Linked DNA regions of Homo sapiens: regions 1 and 2 are each linked to region 3. Evidence: read pairs that join two places in POLR2A ChIA-PET (ENCODE). Cell type or tissue: MCF 10A. All regions are shown on one strand. Each heading gives the region's core, and the rest is flanking DNA. Links, peaks and the distances in the headings are about the cores only.

Region 1 (5,000 bases), core at 1-5,000, 510 kb after region 3:
TAGTGTGGATTTTGAGAGTCTGGCTGAAATCTGAGGCAAGTTATTCTATAGAGATGATCTTTTGGCTCTGCAGCTAGGAAATAGGGACACTGATGCCTGCTTAGAAGCTTAAGTCCCTATTTATTTCAACATCTTATTCATAGAAAACATTTAATAAACACTGATTCTGTCCTCTGCTAACAACTCCTTCAATGTATTAGTCTGTTAAATTACGATCATCATAATTTAACAGGTACTCTTTACTTGTCTCCATCATTATTTGTGCTGAGTATCTTAAATATATCATCTCATTCAATCCTCACAATAATCCTGTATATTTTTTTAGGAAACCGAGGCTCATAGAGTTACGTAGCATGGCCTATGTATTAGTCTGTGTTCATGCTGCTGATAAAGACAGACCCAAGACTGGGCAGTTTGCAAAAGAAAGAGGTTCATTGGACTTATAGTTCCACATGGCTGGGGAGGCCTGACAATCATGGCGGAAGTCAAGGAGGAGCAAGTCACATCTTACGTGGATGGCAGCAGGCCAAAAAAGAGAACTTGTGCAGAGAAACTCTCATTTTGAAAACTATCTGATCTTGTGAGACCCATTCACTATCACGAGAATAGCATGGGACAGACCTACCCCACATGATTCAATCATCTCCCACTGGGTCCCTCCCACAACATGTGGGAATTATGGGAGCTACAAGATGAGATTTGGGTGGGGACACAGAGCCAAACCATATCAGCCTGTGTAACAGCACAAAGCAAGACATGATGCTGAGACTCATCTACGCATTTTATTCTAGAGTTAGGAAGAACTTCCAATTGTCCCACCTCTGGACTAGAACTGAGGACTTAGACTAAGACCAATGACCTACCCAATCATCATCCTACATCCTCATCCCGGTACTACCTTGCCTGTGACTGAGAAATATCTTTACCTTTGGACCTAAAATGTGGGAGAGCTGAACTAGATGATCTCTAAATTTCTTCTGCTATAACGCATTGTGTATCTTTAAGATTCCTTTCAACTTTGAGATTCTGTAATCACATCTATTTGCAAAAGTTAAAGCTAAAATGGAGAAAGGGGAGTAAAAAGAAAATACTCTTATTGTTTTATTCCCTGGAGATGTATTTTTCTGAACAAACAAAGATGAGCAAGAGAAATCAGCATTTCATCGGCACATGTACTTTTGTCATTTCATTTAAACATAAAAATAACTCTCAGATATATATTATTATTTGCCTTTTACAAATGAAAGAACTGAGGCTCAGAGAGACTTATAGACTTGCCCAAGGTTTCCTAATTAGTAAAGATTGGAACCTGCGTGTGCCTGAGTGCAAAGCCTTTTGGTCCACTACAGCATATTTACTAGATACCACACCATGAAATTTGGAAACTCATATAACCAGATTCGTAAATGCCCCATCTCTGTATCCTCACATCACACTACCTCAGCTTCTGTCTTCTCCTCTTCTTCTACTCTTTCCTTTCCAAACATACTGCTCCAATCCTTTCTTGATTCTCTCCAGCTCACAAAACCCCTTTTAAATGCATATAACATCTTCTATCTCTATTGTTATTATTATTATTTTTTTTACTGTGGTCCTGGAATTTGTAATTTGTGCTTTTGTTTTTGTTCATCCCCATTGGGCACAGGACAGAATAAGCTATGCCATCAGCTGAGAGACTTACAAATGTCTCTATCTAATCTGTGTGTCAATCATCTTTCTATCTAGCTCTATTTATTAGTGAAATTAAAGAAAGATAGAGCATATTAAGCCCCTGGCTCTTAATAGTTGGCACCTAGAAGGGACTTGGTAAATATTCATTCCTTCCTCATCATTCAGCACTGCTGTTTACCCAAATCATTACTCATTTAATGAATCTCAGATGGAGAGGGGGAGTATATTGAGTAGATGCCCCAGCTGGTCTAAGAGAATGTGCCACAGTTTGGCAAGCAATTGGGATGGTAAAGGATAGGAAATGAATGTGATATTTACCTTAAAATATCTGCTGAGGATATGGTTTATTCTGCCCTGTGCCTAGCACAGTGACTCATACATAAGAAGGGCAAAATTGAACGGATGATGGGTTCATATTATGTCAGTGGGCCCAAAATTGACTTTCTGGATTTCTCGTGCTTTATCAATAGTATTAGTTGTGTCAAAGTTTGCCTCTACAGACTAATAAAGTAGTTTTAATTTCCTTTAATTTTGTGGTCACAAAATCAGACAATGATAAGGAGTCATAGGCTCCAAGAAAGTTAGACATTACTAGCTCAATGATGGGAAAACCCATTTCTGTCCTAATAATAAAGGGCATTTTGCAGAAAACACGGTGAAGGATGATGCTGAAGTGCCCGTTTGCATATATTGACAGCAAGACCAGTGTCAAGTATCATAAATAAATTGCCAGAGAGAAAGTAGGAAGTTTCCATTGAAGTGGGCAGCTGCAATGAGCTTCGATCTCAAGATTTCTAAAAGCATTGAAGAATTTACATCACTTCAACTATTATTTTCTGTTGAACATGAGAACAGGTAACCTTTTATGTCTAGTTTATATCCAGCAGATGCTTGTGATTTCTACCTTTCTGGCACAAAAGTCCTCATGATTACACGGCTTCCTCCTCTGCCAATCAATGCTAATGGCAAGAGAAATGAGAAGCAGTCATTTTATAAGCATTATGTCTGGAAATGTTCCTTTCGTTGATAGCAGTTTCTTAACGCCAGTATGGTTAGATGCTATGGCAACTTAAAATTGTGTTTCCATAATATAGTGGACATTGATGTCAAACTGATCTGCCTGGGTTTGACTTTGGCCGAATTATTTGGTCTATCTTTGCCTTATTTTTATGATCTGTAAAATGGGGATAATAAAACCCATCTTGTCAGGCCTTTGGTAAGTGTCAATCATATGCCATGACATTTGTCAAGAGGCTTATGCATAGGGATTTTAACCTCTATTACAATTAACAACAGCAATGAGAATTGTTCCATTGCATGCCCAGATGGATACTAAATTAGAAAAAGAAAGATCCAGGTTGAAATAATAACAGCTTTTTTTTAATATAGAACTTTAAGTCGTCAAAATGCTTGTTATTGTATATGCAAATGTATACACATGTAACATTTTTTTTTTGCAATAATTCTGAGGTAATCAGGGCAGGTGTTGCTAATGTTTTACATCATGAGTCTCAAAGGGGCTACATATTTACTACAGCCAAGCAGCTAATAAATAGTAGAACTGGGACTTGGACCCTAGTTTTCTAACTCCAAGATTATGTCATTTTTTTTTTTTTTCCTCAGTCAATCAGCCCTGGTCCTGGTTAGTTGCGTTTCCTTCTCCAGACTCCTTGCTTTCACCCCGAAAATGAGCAATTTGGAAAATATTATGTCTAAGGTAGAGTGTTTTATAAATCTGTGACTGTAGAACAATGTCTTAGGAGGTATCTCATTGGCCTCGGTGAGAATTACAACCGGGTACTGCACGGAGAGTCAGATCCATAAAGAACCCTTTATGTCCTTAAGGATGTGATTCTGCCACATTACTCTGACCTACAGATCATTCCCCATCTGCCCCATCCCCTTCAGGACCCAGGTTTGGGGATGGGAAGAAAAAGTAGATGACTCGGTTAGGCACATGGACATTTAATATTTGGGAAATGATAATAGAGCCTTTCTTAAAAAAAAAGCAAGTTCTGTATCACCGTTAATCTCCATAGTTTTCTACAACAAAATAAAGGAGAAAATATTTTGCTTTAGTTTGGATTCTAGCGTTGAGTACACATTTTCTGCTTTCTTCTTTTGAGCTCTTAGTGCCCACAGAAGAGGCTTGACTCTCATTAAAATGTGAGTTCTTTCTGTTTATAGAAATGATGGAGACTTGAGAATGGTAATACACACTAAGTAGCACTTTTCTGGAAGATTATACTTCAGTTTCCCAATTACAGAGTGAGACAGTGGTGGGGGCAGCAGATTGAATGAATAGAGTAGATCGTAAGAAGTAGGCTGAGCTTCGGAATCAGGCTGGGTTTGAATTCTAGATACTGCATGCCTAGCCTGTCCAGACTTAGTTTTCTCACCTGTAAAATGGTAATAAACATGCCTGCCTTCCTTTGCTTCCTTCCTTCCTTCCTTCCTTCCTTCCTTCCTTCCTTCCTTCCTTCCTTCCTCCCTCCCTCCCTTCGTTCCTCTTCCTTCCTTCCTATTATCTATGTATCTTTCTATGTATCTATCTATGTATCTATGTATCTATCTATCTATCTATCTATCTATCTATCTATCTATCTATCTCTATTTATTAATAAGGTTCAAGTAAGAAAAAATATATTAAGCCTCTAGCTTTTAATAGCTGGCACCTAGAAGGCACTCAGTAAATATTCATTCCTTCCTCTTCATTCAGTGCTGCTGTTTACCCAAAGCCTCTCTCATTTGATGAATCTCAGATGGAGAGGGGGAGTATATCAAGTAGATGCCCCAGCTGGTCTAAGAATGTGCCACAATTTGGCAAACAATTGGGATGGCAAAGGATAGGAAATGAATGTAATATTTACCTTAAAATATCTCAGAATCTTTCATGTGTAGGAGGAATTAGACCAGTGATAAATTGCAGTGCATGGATCTTTCACAACAGAATCATGTGGATACCTTCTGAAATGAGCAGATATCTAGGATATCTGCACTGAAATCTAAGAATCACTGGATTAGAATTTTCAGTACTCAGAGGCAGGATATTGTAGGGGTTTGAATTTGGATTCAAATTCTGCTCCCTCAGTGTAAACCTAAGGAAGTTATTTAACTTTTCTATGTTACTCATTGGGTTGTGGGGAGAAGTAAGTAATTTGATACATATGAAGTGCCTAAAACACAGTTTTACTTACTGTATAAGCCAGTCTTTGAAATACCTTGCATGACTTTGTTTAACTTACATTTTATTTCCTCTCTAACTAAATGTCCTAGATAACTACTTGGCTAACTCTTTCATTTGCTTAAAGTCTTTTTCAATATCTCCT
Region 2 (5,000 bases), core at 1-5,000, 140 kb after region 3:
CTCTGCATAGCATAGTTTTAGCAACAGATGTGGAAATTATGCTGGACCTTTGGATATGTCATCATTTTCCTGCCTACTTCAGTTCTATAAGATAAGCTGTCCTGGAAAAGTTTAGATGGCACTATGGGGAATGAAGACCTGGATCTGACTCATTCTTCTTTCAATGTGCTATTGAACTTTGGGCAAGTTATTCAACCTCGGCTTTAGTTATAAAATGGTACCTCTGTTTAGCTATTGGTAAATTGGAGATGAGTACTTTTACTTTCCAGGGTTATTTTGAAGCTCAACAAAGTCAACTTTTATTAAATGCCTTAGAAGTTTCTACCTGCCCTATTTTTTTCTTGCAAAGACCAGAAACTATTTTAAATAAAGGATAATAGTCTTCATGGTTGGATGGGGGTGGGCCTACTGTCTTCTGTTCTCAATTTGGGACATATTAATATTGTCTAGTCCAGCTTAGAGGGAATTAGCTCTTAATTCACCAGGTAAAGCCATACTTATTTTGGTCTATGAAAACTTGAAGCATAGAGAATGTATTTAATTCATTCACAGTTTGGCTAGATATTTAATTCTGAAGTATATGCAGAACAATGTTCCTCTTCATACAAAAGCAGCTTTTCCTAAGGAATTAGCAGCTGGCCAAGGTACTAAGTCGGTTCTATTGAACACAGCTCTGGGCCCTTGAATGGCCCTTGTCAAGGTCCTCAGACACTGCGGGTTTATATGATGCAGATCATCAATGGTCGCCTTTAAAGAATGGTGTCCATAATGTATCCTCACTCCCTTTCTGCTTTCCTGATGCATCTTCCTTAGGCTTTCTTCTTCAAAACTCTTGTTCAGTTTCTTGTCCTTCATGGGCTTAATGACTAATCATAAAGAATTTAATGGCCCAATCACATGGAACTCCATGACTTAGCAACATAAAATACACTTTACGCCCTCATCCAACGGATGGGGGTCAAATTCGTACAAACACAACTGCTGCACTTTTCTAGCTGGAGAAAAGGTAGAGTGATTTATTTCCTTCTTGATACATGATCAGTTGGCAACTAGGCTTCTTGGTAAAGCAGCTTAAATACATTAAGTATATAAATTCCCCAAACACAACAGAGTTTCTCTGCCTTATGATACCACCAGCACTTGCCTGGATTTCTGAGTTGGGAAATAAGGTACCATACTCAGGCCTCACAGAGAACAGAGCTGGAATGCCAGGTATGGAAGAGTTTAACTCTCCGAGGCCACACCATTTTTTCCATTGCTTCTTCTCCTTGCATGAGTTTGTCCATTCCCCTCTCTTTGCTCTCCAGCTTCCTCTGCATGTTCATCTTGTACTTAATCCAGTATGACTGTGATCCCTTGCTATACATCATGATTTCTTAGATCCAGCACCTACTGGCGACAGTCTCTGGGTCTCTTAGATCAGAAAGACAATCAGCTTGGCCCAGATTAGTGGTTCTATTTCCCACTCCCTGAAAATTCCATTAAGATAACTTGTTGGTCACCAAAACAATCTCTTGATAAAGCAAATCAGAGTTTATTGCTTGCTGTAATACGGGAGTACAATGTCTTGACCATCTCAGTAGCATCTTACAAGGATGTGATGGATTTCAGGCATGAATTTGAGGATTTGGAGGTCTACTTTAAGGTGAGTCTTTCTGCTGGAATCAACTTTGGATTGGACAAGTTAGTGAAAGAAAAGTTTATGGCTGGTCAACACAAGAAAGTGAGGGTTTCTCAGAGTCTTAAAGAGTAAACAGTCTTTTGATGAGCCTAAAGTTGTCACTAAAGTGACACTAAAGTGACCTATTGTCCTATGAACAGGTAAGGAGAGCTAGAGGAGTAGTCTGTTGTTCAGATAAATGGTTTCTGGAGGAAGTTCTTAAAACAGACAATAAAGTCAGTTGGAACTTCTTCCTGGGCTAGAGTTTTCTAAAGTTCTGTTAATTTACTCAGTGAGCTATATGTTTCAGATTGTTTCTTTTCTCAATTCGCAATGCCATCTCTTATTAAAATTGTGTGGCAGAGGGAGGACACATATTGTGATTTACCCCATTTCAGGACATGAATTTTTTATCTTTAGGGGAGGTGCTTGGCCATTGGTAATTTTTTTTTTTTTTTTTTTTTTTTGAGATGGAGTCTTGCTCTGTCGCCAGGCTGGAGTGCAGTTGCCCAATTTCGGCTCACTGCAACCTCCACCTCCTAGGTTCAAGCGATTCTTCTGCCTCAGCCTCCCCAGTAGCTGGGATTACAGGCACCACTATGCCCAGCTAATTTTTGTATTTTTAGTAGAGACGGGGTTTCACCATGTTGGCCAGGCTGATCTCAAACTCCTGACCTCATGATCTGCCTGCCTCGGCCTCCCAAAGTGCTGGGATTACAGGCGTGAGCCACCATGCCCAGCTCAGACAAGGCAGCAACCCAATGGCCTAGATCAACGTTTAAAGCCAGGCCACATAACGCAATGATGTTTTGTGTGTGTTTGATCAGTTATCCATCTGTAATGGTGGTGGCAAGGGCCAGATAAGGCATGTAATATATAAGATGACTCCTTCTAGGGGCTGTGGGAGTAGCGGGAAACTGAAAACGTGTCTATCACAGGTATTCATTGTCTCTAGGGAGTGCCTGGTCTGAGATGAATCACAGTATGTGCTCTCCACCCACATTTTTAATACAGGTGTTAAAAGGCCAACACCCTTGGAAATCACAGGGCTTAAAATTGCCAGTACGTGCGTACTCTGTCTAGAGCTTGTGTAGGCTGAATACACCAGGTGCCATGGCTGCTGTTGATGACTAGAAGTGGGTGGAGGCAGCAAAGGGGATCTTGTTGTTCCTGGGCCATGGTCCAGAGTCTCCAAAGAACAGACAGTGAAAAGATTATGAATCAGCTAATTGGTGTGGCAGTGTCAAATTATGGTCAGGAAAAGGCTGTTGGAAATATCAGGGAAATGCAGAAGTGGGAGAAGGCTGGAGGCCTGTTAGTGCAGAAAAGGGCCTGGCAGGAATTTAAACTAGTATACTACAGTGTTCTTGGTTGGGAAGGGAAAGCCTGGTAGGAACTGAAAATGAGGTCCTAGGGAGAACACAAGGAATAATCTAGTCACATATTAGCAGAGAAGAAAAGGATCCAGTCCAGGTACAGCTGTTGGTCGTGCTTTGGTCTCAGGCTACTTGAAAAAAGCAGAACTGTAAGTATTATATGCAATGACCAACCACAACAAGCAGAGAATTCAGGATTAGTAGCATAAAGGGCCTGCAGACAACCTCCCAGTGTTTTCCCCAATGACAATGAGCCAAAAAAGGAAAATAAAAATTAAGTCAGGAAGGATGCTGTTGCTCACACCTGTAATCCTAGCACTTCGGGGGGCTGAGGTGGGCAGATCACCTGAGGTCAGGAGTGTGAGACCAGCCTGGGCAACATGGTGAAACCCCATCTCTACTAAAAAAATACAAAAATAGCCAGGTGTGGTGCAGGTGCCTGTAATCCCAACTGCTTGGGAGGCTGAGATAGGCGAATCGCTTGAACCCGGGAGGCAGAGGTTGCCGTAAGCAGAGGTGGCGCCACTACGCTCCAGCCTGGGTGACAGAGCAAGACTCCATCTCAAAAAAAAAAAAAAAAAAAAAAAGTTAAGTCAAATGAAAAAGACATACCTAGAGAAACATTGTTCTCAAGGAGGAATCTAATGGGACCAAATCCATGGATTTAGTACTTATGGGCTAGGAGGAAAATTAGAACCAAAGATGAGCAGCCATAGATCGACCCTTCCAAAAACATTATGCAAATACTACTGTGTCAAGATCGTGGAGACACAACTATTTCATATACTGCCAGTTTATAAAATCCCCTCGAAGAGGATTATGGCCTCATTTACTAAATCAGAAAATGACCCAGCAATTTCACTTCTAGGTATAACTTCTAGATAAATGTTTACATGTGTACATAAGAAGGCATTTACAAGTATGCTCATTGAAATGTTGATTGGAAACCAAAAAATTAGAAATAGTTATATTAGTTACAGAATAACTAAATTTACTGAGTTTTATTTAAATAAGAGAATACATATGTCCGTTAAATAAATAACTATAAGAATTGACATGTATAGATAATAAGTGAAAAAGCAAGTAGAAAAAGGATACATTCAGTATGGCAAAATTTATATATACACATACACAAATATATAGATTAGTAGCTGGGTGTCATGGCTGCATGTCAAATCTGTATTTCCAGCTATTTGGGAGAACTACTTGAGACCAGGAGTTCAATGCTGTGGTGTGTTATGATCATGCCAGCGAATAGCCACCGCACTCCAGCTGGGGCAACATAGCATGACCTTTACTCTAAAAAATAATGATAGTAATATAATTCATTTATAGGTACATACGTATTTAGAAAATGAATAAAAATATAGATTGCATATGCACCAAATCAATAAGAACAATTTCCTCAGAAGAGGGAATTGGGGTTTGGGATGATATCACACAACAGTATGTATAATATTTTATTTTTTAAAACATGAAGTACATTTCTTATAATATTATCATTTATAATTTCAGTATGGTGGGCTTGTAGGTGTTTGTATTTTTGCTGGTCTTAAACCAACCAAAAGTAAATATACAAACAGAACAGAAAAAAAATCACATGGTACTCTTTATAATATTTAATAAATGGTACTAATTCAATGTATCTAACCCTGTGTAGGGTATTAACGATGTCAAGGATAACATTTAGTCCAAGCTTCCAAGGAGCAACTGATATCTAAAGACACACACACACACACACAAGCAATTACAAGAGTAAGTATAAACTTTTATGAAAACACGTATAAAGAAGATATTTCTTTTTGTTAGAAAAGGGAAGTCAAGAAAAACTGCAAAGAAGAAAAACATTTTAGATTGGCCATTCAGAAAGAGTAGGATGTTTGGGAATGGGGGAGAGCATGAATAAAGGCATAGAGATATAAAACAAGTAGACATTTTAAATAACAGCACAATGTATTGTGTGA
Region 3 (6,243 bases), core at 656-5,655:
TTTGGAAACACTCCCATGAGGCACTAGAGGAAATCTCATTTGCCTCTACATGGAGACAGTGAAGCAGAGAGATTCTGTTCCACTTTCATTAATCTTTGCTCCTTGCCCCATGTGAGTAGAGGAAGTACTGTGGGAAAGGCTATATGACTTGAAACTTATTAAATCTGTGTGTCTAGGAGCTGAGGACGCTAAGACCCTATAGAAATAAAAGGAAGATGACTAGGAGCCTAAGTCCCACCCTTCCAACTTCCAGCTTTAATGTAAAAAGAAGCTAACAGCAAATGCCTGGATGCAACTTGCATATTCTCAAAGAGAAGATGGTGAGTATATGCGTGTATGCCTAAAATACACAAGAGTATTCTACCATTTAATTTACAAAGAATGTTAATATAAATAATCTTAAGTCATCATCATGTGTAGACTGGGCAGATATTCATATCCCAATTTTGCAAATAAGAAGAATGAAGTTCAGAGAGGTCAGGTAATAATAGTTGCCACTATTATTAAACATGTAATACACCAGAGACCTGAAATAAATGTATTACCACGTGTTTTGCGCTAAATGGTGTCTCCCAAAATTCTTATGTACTAACAACTAGTATTTTAGAATATGGCTGTATTTGGAGATGAAACCTCTAAAGAAGAAACTGAGTTAAAATGAGGCCATAAGGGTGGGCCCTAATCCAATCTGGTGGTTTTTTGGTTTGTTATTTGTTTGTTTTTGAGAAGAGGAGATTAGGACACAGAGAGAGACACCAGGAGAACGAGCACAAACAGAGGAAACACTACATAAAGACACAATAAGAGGGCAACAATCTGCAAGCCAAGGAGAGAGGCCACAGGAAAAACCAAACCTGACTCCTTGACTTTGGGCTTCTGGCCTCTAGAACAGTCAGAAGGTAAATGTCTGCTGTTTAACCTACCCAGTCTGTGGTTTTTGTGATGGCTGCCCTAGCAAACTAATATATGCTGAAAATAACAAGTTTGGCATCAGTAGCTTCATTTGCAATTGAGAAATTCAAAAATAGTAATTTAATCTGACTTTAAACTCATTTCTGTCTTACACCGGAAATCACACCCTTAAGCTCTACTATATCCTCCCAGCATGATCAATGACAATGCTGGCAACTAAAGTATTCTAACTTTTAATCCAGTGTTCTTTCTACAAAGGTATCAAAAAGTGACCTTGGTAGACTCATTACGACATTAAAACAGAATGGGAAACAAAGTTAAGAAAAAATATAGTTCCTTGGGAGGCCAAAGCAGGCAGATCAGGAGGTCAAGAGATTGAGACGATCCTGGCCAACTTGGTGAAACCCCTTTAGTCTCTACTAAAAATACAAACAATTAACTGGGCATGGTGGCACGCACCTGTAGTCCCAGCTACTCAGGAGGCTGAGAGGAGAATTGCTTGAACCCAGGAGGCGGAGCTTGCAGTGAGCCGAGATTGCGCCACTGCACTGCAGCCTGGCAACAGAGCAAGACTCCATCTCCAAAAAAAAAAAAAAAATAGAGTTTCATGCAAAAATGAAAATGTCTGCTTTTCTTTTATACTTTCTCAGAATAAGACTAAACAATTCAAGAAAAATGATTTTTGTAAGCATTCTGGAGTGATACATTTGTTTTTATTTATGGTCCTTAAACCTTCCATTTTGGTTTATCCTAAAAAATAAGTTTGATCAAGACCCTCTTCCTTTAAGCATCTCCACTTATTTTATTGGAAGTAAACAGTTTTCCTAATGCAGAAAGCTTCCCAAAGGGAAGATACTTTTCTGATATTATTTTGATTAGCTGGTAAAGTTACTGAAAAGTGCTGAAAACCCCAAATACCAGAGCACCCGACAGAAAGAGCTGCCTGGGGAATGTCATCTTAATTTCGTCAAGCAGATTTTTTAAGACTCCAGATAAACTATGGTCTGATTAAATTAAAAGCAAAATTTCTAATGGGCATAGATTAACTTACAACACAATCATATGGTAGAGTATTATATGCCCACTGAGAATAATTAGAATGCAAACATGCTCATGATATACTCTCGAATGAAAAAAGCAGATTGTATGACATTCTGGATAATATGATTCTACTCATGTAACATAAATTCACTAGAAAAATGTTATACATCAAATGTTAATGGTCATGATATCCACATGGAGAAATGAGACTTAATAATTGACTACTTCTAATTTTTTTCTTGTTTTCTAATTTTAAAAACAAACATATGTGTGGTATATGAAGAAACAGGAATGGAAGTAGAATGAGAAAGGAAGCAAAGGTAGAGCTTAGTCATGATTTCCTAAATAAATATTTCAAGCATGAAAGGGCTTCATCTTGAAATTGGGACAAATTATGCCACCAGTCAATTTAATTTATATAGTTTATATAAGACAAGTGAAATTTCAAAAAGGTGTGTGCCTGTGTGTAGGTAAAGGTGTGTGTGTGTGTGTGTGTGTGTGTGTGTGTGTAGTGGGGGGCGGGGGACATATTTAAATGTACAAAGGAAAACAGCTGTAGGAAATTTTCTTGTGAATTCCTGCTGTCCTTAATCTATTTACCACACTGCAGCCAGAGTGATCTTTCTAAAATGCAAATCTGATCTTATCCCTCTCTGATTTAAAACTTCCAAAGGCTCCCCACTGGTCTAAGGATAAAGTTCAAATTCCTAAACATGACTCACAAGCTCTTGCCTGACTGCTCGTGGTTTACCTGCTCAGACTTAAATCTCATTATTCTCTGCTGTTTTCTAAAATACGGTCCTGATGAATTTTGTCTCAGTTCCACTCAGTCTCCCCTCTGGGTTTCTAGTGTTCCTCTTCTTGGGCAATTCTCCTTCCAAATCTTTGACTGATTATTTCTCACTCATCTGTAGTGACTAGCTTAAACATCATTTCCTCTGCTACGTCTTCCATGAACAACTAAATCCCATATGATCCCATCCACTTCTGGACTTCCCCTCGTGGTGCCTCTCTGGTAGTATTATAATCATCCACTGTTATGTCTGTATTCCCCCCAGTGGCTCTCTGGGGGCAGAGTTCTGAAGACACTGTTTACCAGTATACAGAAGATTAAGAGATTTTGTAAGTCAAAATAAAAACTCATCTGTATAAAAAACAGAACTAGTTTCTCTCTTTAAACTTGAAAGTCCGCTTAGCTCATAAAAAGCTGTGTCTCTATGTGCCTCCGATTGATCGTTGTATTCCCAGTGACTAACTCTTCTTGGCACACCTTGGGCTCTCAATAAGGACTGTAAGAAAAGCTGTTCATATGGTTGTTCACGCATCAAACACTGACTGAGAGCCCTGGATGGGCTACTGTGGACTAGTTACCAACTATGCGTGATAGGCACACAGGGCATGGATGTGCTCTTCGATATATATTGATATGAATATAATAAGAGATTATAGCATTGGGAGGGCTACACAGTAAATACACATGACAATGATCAGGTGATGAGTCAAGTGCAAAGGAGAATGATGTGAGAACACATAGAAAGGACACCTAACTCAATTTATTATACCACCAAGTTTTAAAAATTATGGCAGCTGGTTACAAACTATAGCAGTCTCCTGATAGCTGTTTTTCAAAAGAACTTTAGTTAAACTGGAACTAGTAAGTTATTCTAAAGAGTTAAAAATAGAAATAAACCAATGACAGTTGAAGATCTGTTAGCAAACTTTGATAAGCTGAAAGGCATTTACTAAAAGGTGTAGAATTCAGTCAGCTACTGGATGATGGATACATCTGTGGAAGGACAAGTGGATGTGTCTTCCTGCCACATAGGACAGGGCAAGGGTGAGACATGTAAGAAGAGAAAAATAGACAAATAAAAATCTGTAAATTCCAAAGAGAAAACAGATTTTCCTTGTAAATATTTTCCCTTAGGACTTTTAACATCCTTTAGGGAAATGGTGATTTTAACAACCCTGGCTTTGCCTGAGGCTCAGTTTTCAAATATCTTTTACAGGTCCAGAGAGTAAGTGGAATGGTCCTGGCTGCCAAATGCTAATAGCTTGAAAATCCTCCACGAGAGAAGAAAATCAATTAAGATGTAATTAAATCATCACTTCATCATTTCTGCATATGAAATATTACACTGAGATCAAGAATTTGGTGTGAGTAGAGTATCAGTAAATGTTAGCTTTGATCTTATTTTTTTTTAAGTAGGAAAAAAGTAGGTGTAATGTTTTCTTGATATTTTTCCTGAAGAAAATTACTCTCTGGGCATTTGCTGTCTACTAGCGAGAAAAAAAAATTTGGTGGCAAAATATGGACAATAAATAGTTGATTTATGAGAAGTATTTATTGCTTACAGGTGAGGAATTAGGGAATGATTCATGAAGAATGTAACATTTGTGCTGATCCTGGAGGAAAAGATGTGATTTGAATATGAGAAGCAGGGCTCAGCCCAGGCTTGTTGAACTAAAAGATTGAATGAAGGAATGAATAACTATTTCAAGTCTTTGTAAAGTTACAGGATTTCTTGTCATTGATATTTCTTTCTCCTATTTTGATGCAAATAATTTCACCCCTTCTGAGAGAAAAGTAGATAGGTGATCCACAGGTATGGCTACGTGAGAAGCATATCATTTAGGAGAGAGAAGTAAGGCTCTACCTAAAGGAGCAGACACCTAGGATCAACCTTGACAGATGGATAGGGTTTGGCAGCTTAAGGTGAAAAGGTTATCTTCTAGGTAAAGCAATCGTAACTGATGAAAGCAGGCTGCCTAGAAAGTGCAGGCTATGTACTGGGAAAGAAGCTCCAATTGGCTGCATCTGAGACTGACGACTGGAGAGAAATGGGACATTAGGAAGGAGGAGAGATTTCATTCACATTGTGGTTGTATTTGAGTGAACATAGACACCAATCTTGAGCCCACATCTTCTGGGGCTTGAGTCATAATGAAAAGCTCACTGTCTTCTTTGCCGCTCTTGGTGGCCTCGTGGCTTCTCTAATTCCCTGGCCTTAGCATGGAAGCCTCTTTATCATTCTGCTCTGTATGACTCTTTCCATACTCCCCGGCTGGTGCCTTCAGAGCCACAGAAACTTCCTTACTAGACTTGTGAGGAAGGAGGGAGCCTTGGTAAGAGGGAATGTGTAAGACCAGACATCAGAAGAGAGGAATTCTAGTTTTGGCTCTGCTGGCAACCTGTCGAGTGACCTTAAGCAAACCATTCAATATCTCTGAATCTGCTGCTTCATCTGTAAAATGAAGGGTTGGGCCAGATGATTTTATTTCATTATTATTTTTTAATGTTTAGAGACAGAGTCTCACTCTGACACTGAGGATGGAGTGCAGGGCTGATCATAGCTCACTGCAACCGGCAACTCCTGGGCTCAAGTGATCTCACCTCAGACTCCTGAGTAGCTGGGACCACAGGTGTGCACCATCATGCTTGGCTAATTTTTAAAAATTATTTGCTGACACGAAACCTCACTATGTTGCCTACTTTCCTGAGATTACAGGCATGAGCCACTGCATCTAGCCTAGGACACATGATTTTTAAGATGACTTCCAGTTTCCTATGTTTATCTCTTTAGTTTCTATAAATTCTAAGAATTAAAGGCTTAAATAGTATAATCTGCTTAATCCACTTTAGAAACTAAATTGTGAAAAAATGTAAAAGCATGCTTCAGTGTATAACAAGCCTTACTCAGAGCCCCCTTGGCTCTGTTTACTCACTGAAGAATAACTGATTCCAACCCACGGTTTTCCCTTCATGCCAATACCAGCGTTCTATGGTAGAAATAGCACTGACCCAGGAGTCTGGCATGAACTTTTTTTGTCTCCCTCAATCATCTTCTTTCGACCAACCTTGAACTACTCCTCAAGATAAAATACCTCCCCAAGAGTAGGTCCAGCATTTCTGATTTTCCCAAGCTGATATTGGTAGGATATGATTTATCTCAGCATCATTGCACTCAGCCTGGAACTGTCCTAAAGAGGGCAGAGATTACTTCAATCTTTTGGTTATTCCCTGACCAAGCTAAGGTTGAACCAGTGCCCTTGGAGGGCTGCTTGAGACAAGATCATAATTGCTACACCCTGCCTGGACTGAAGCTCTGCCCAAGGATAGGACTGGAGATAAATGGTCCACTGGAAGTAAGCAGTTAGGGGACATTTGGGTGGAGAAATTTGTGCATGTGTGCATGTGTGTGTGCATGTGCATGTGTGTGTATCTGCGTTGGAGGGTGGGGGTGCTTGCATTCTACTTCTTGACTATTTCCCGTAAAGTTCAGGCATGAG

The links. Peaks named below come from ENCODE experiments on the same cell type or tissue, not always from the same donor. Only the 100,000 strongest peaks of a DNase experiment are listed, where the experiment ranks them.
Region 1: POLR2A ChIA-PET joins it to region 3 with 9 read pairs; 2 of 35 experiments call an interaction of 5 or more read pairs at or near these places.
Region 2: POLR2A ChIA-PET joins it to region 3 with 10 read pairs; 3 of 35 experiments call an interaction of 5 or more read pairs at or near these places.

What each region holds. Positions count from the first base shown.
Region 1 is chr3:190,518,184-190,523,183 of GRCh38, forward strand. The region is part of intron 1 of IL1RAP (interleukin 1 receptor accessory protein); the gene reads left to right. Among named protein-coding and RNA genes, the nearest start is that of IL1RAP, 6.6 kb to the left of the region's middle. In MCF 10A, for the core only: no CTCF peak of the experiment used is centred there; no DNase peak of the experiment used is centred there.
Region 2 is chr3:190,153,212-190,158,211 of GRCh38, forward strand. No RefSeq gene overlaps it. Among named protein-coding and RNA genes, the nearest start is that of P3H2-AS1, 35 kb to the left of the region's middle. In MCF 10A, for the core only: no CTCF peak of the experiment used is centred there; a DNase peak (open chromatin) is centred at 2,730.
Region 3 is chr3:190,009,779-190,016,021 of GRCh38, forward strand. All of the region lies in intron 1 of P3H2 (prolyl 3-hydroxylase 2), which reads right to left. Among named protein-coding and RNA genes, the nearest start is that of P3H2, 110 kb to the right of the region's middle. In MCF 10A, for the core only: no CTCF peak of the experiment used is centred there; a DNase peak (open chromatin) is centred at 2,653.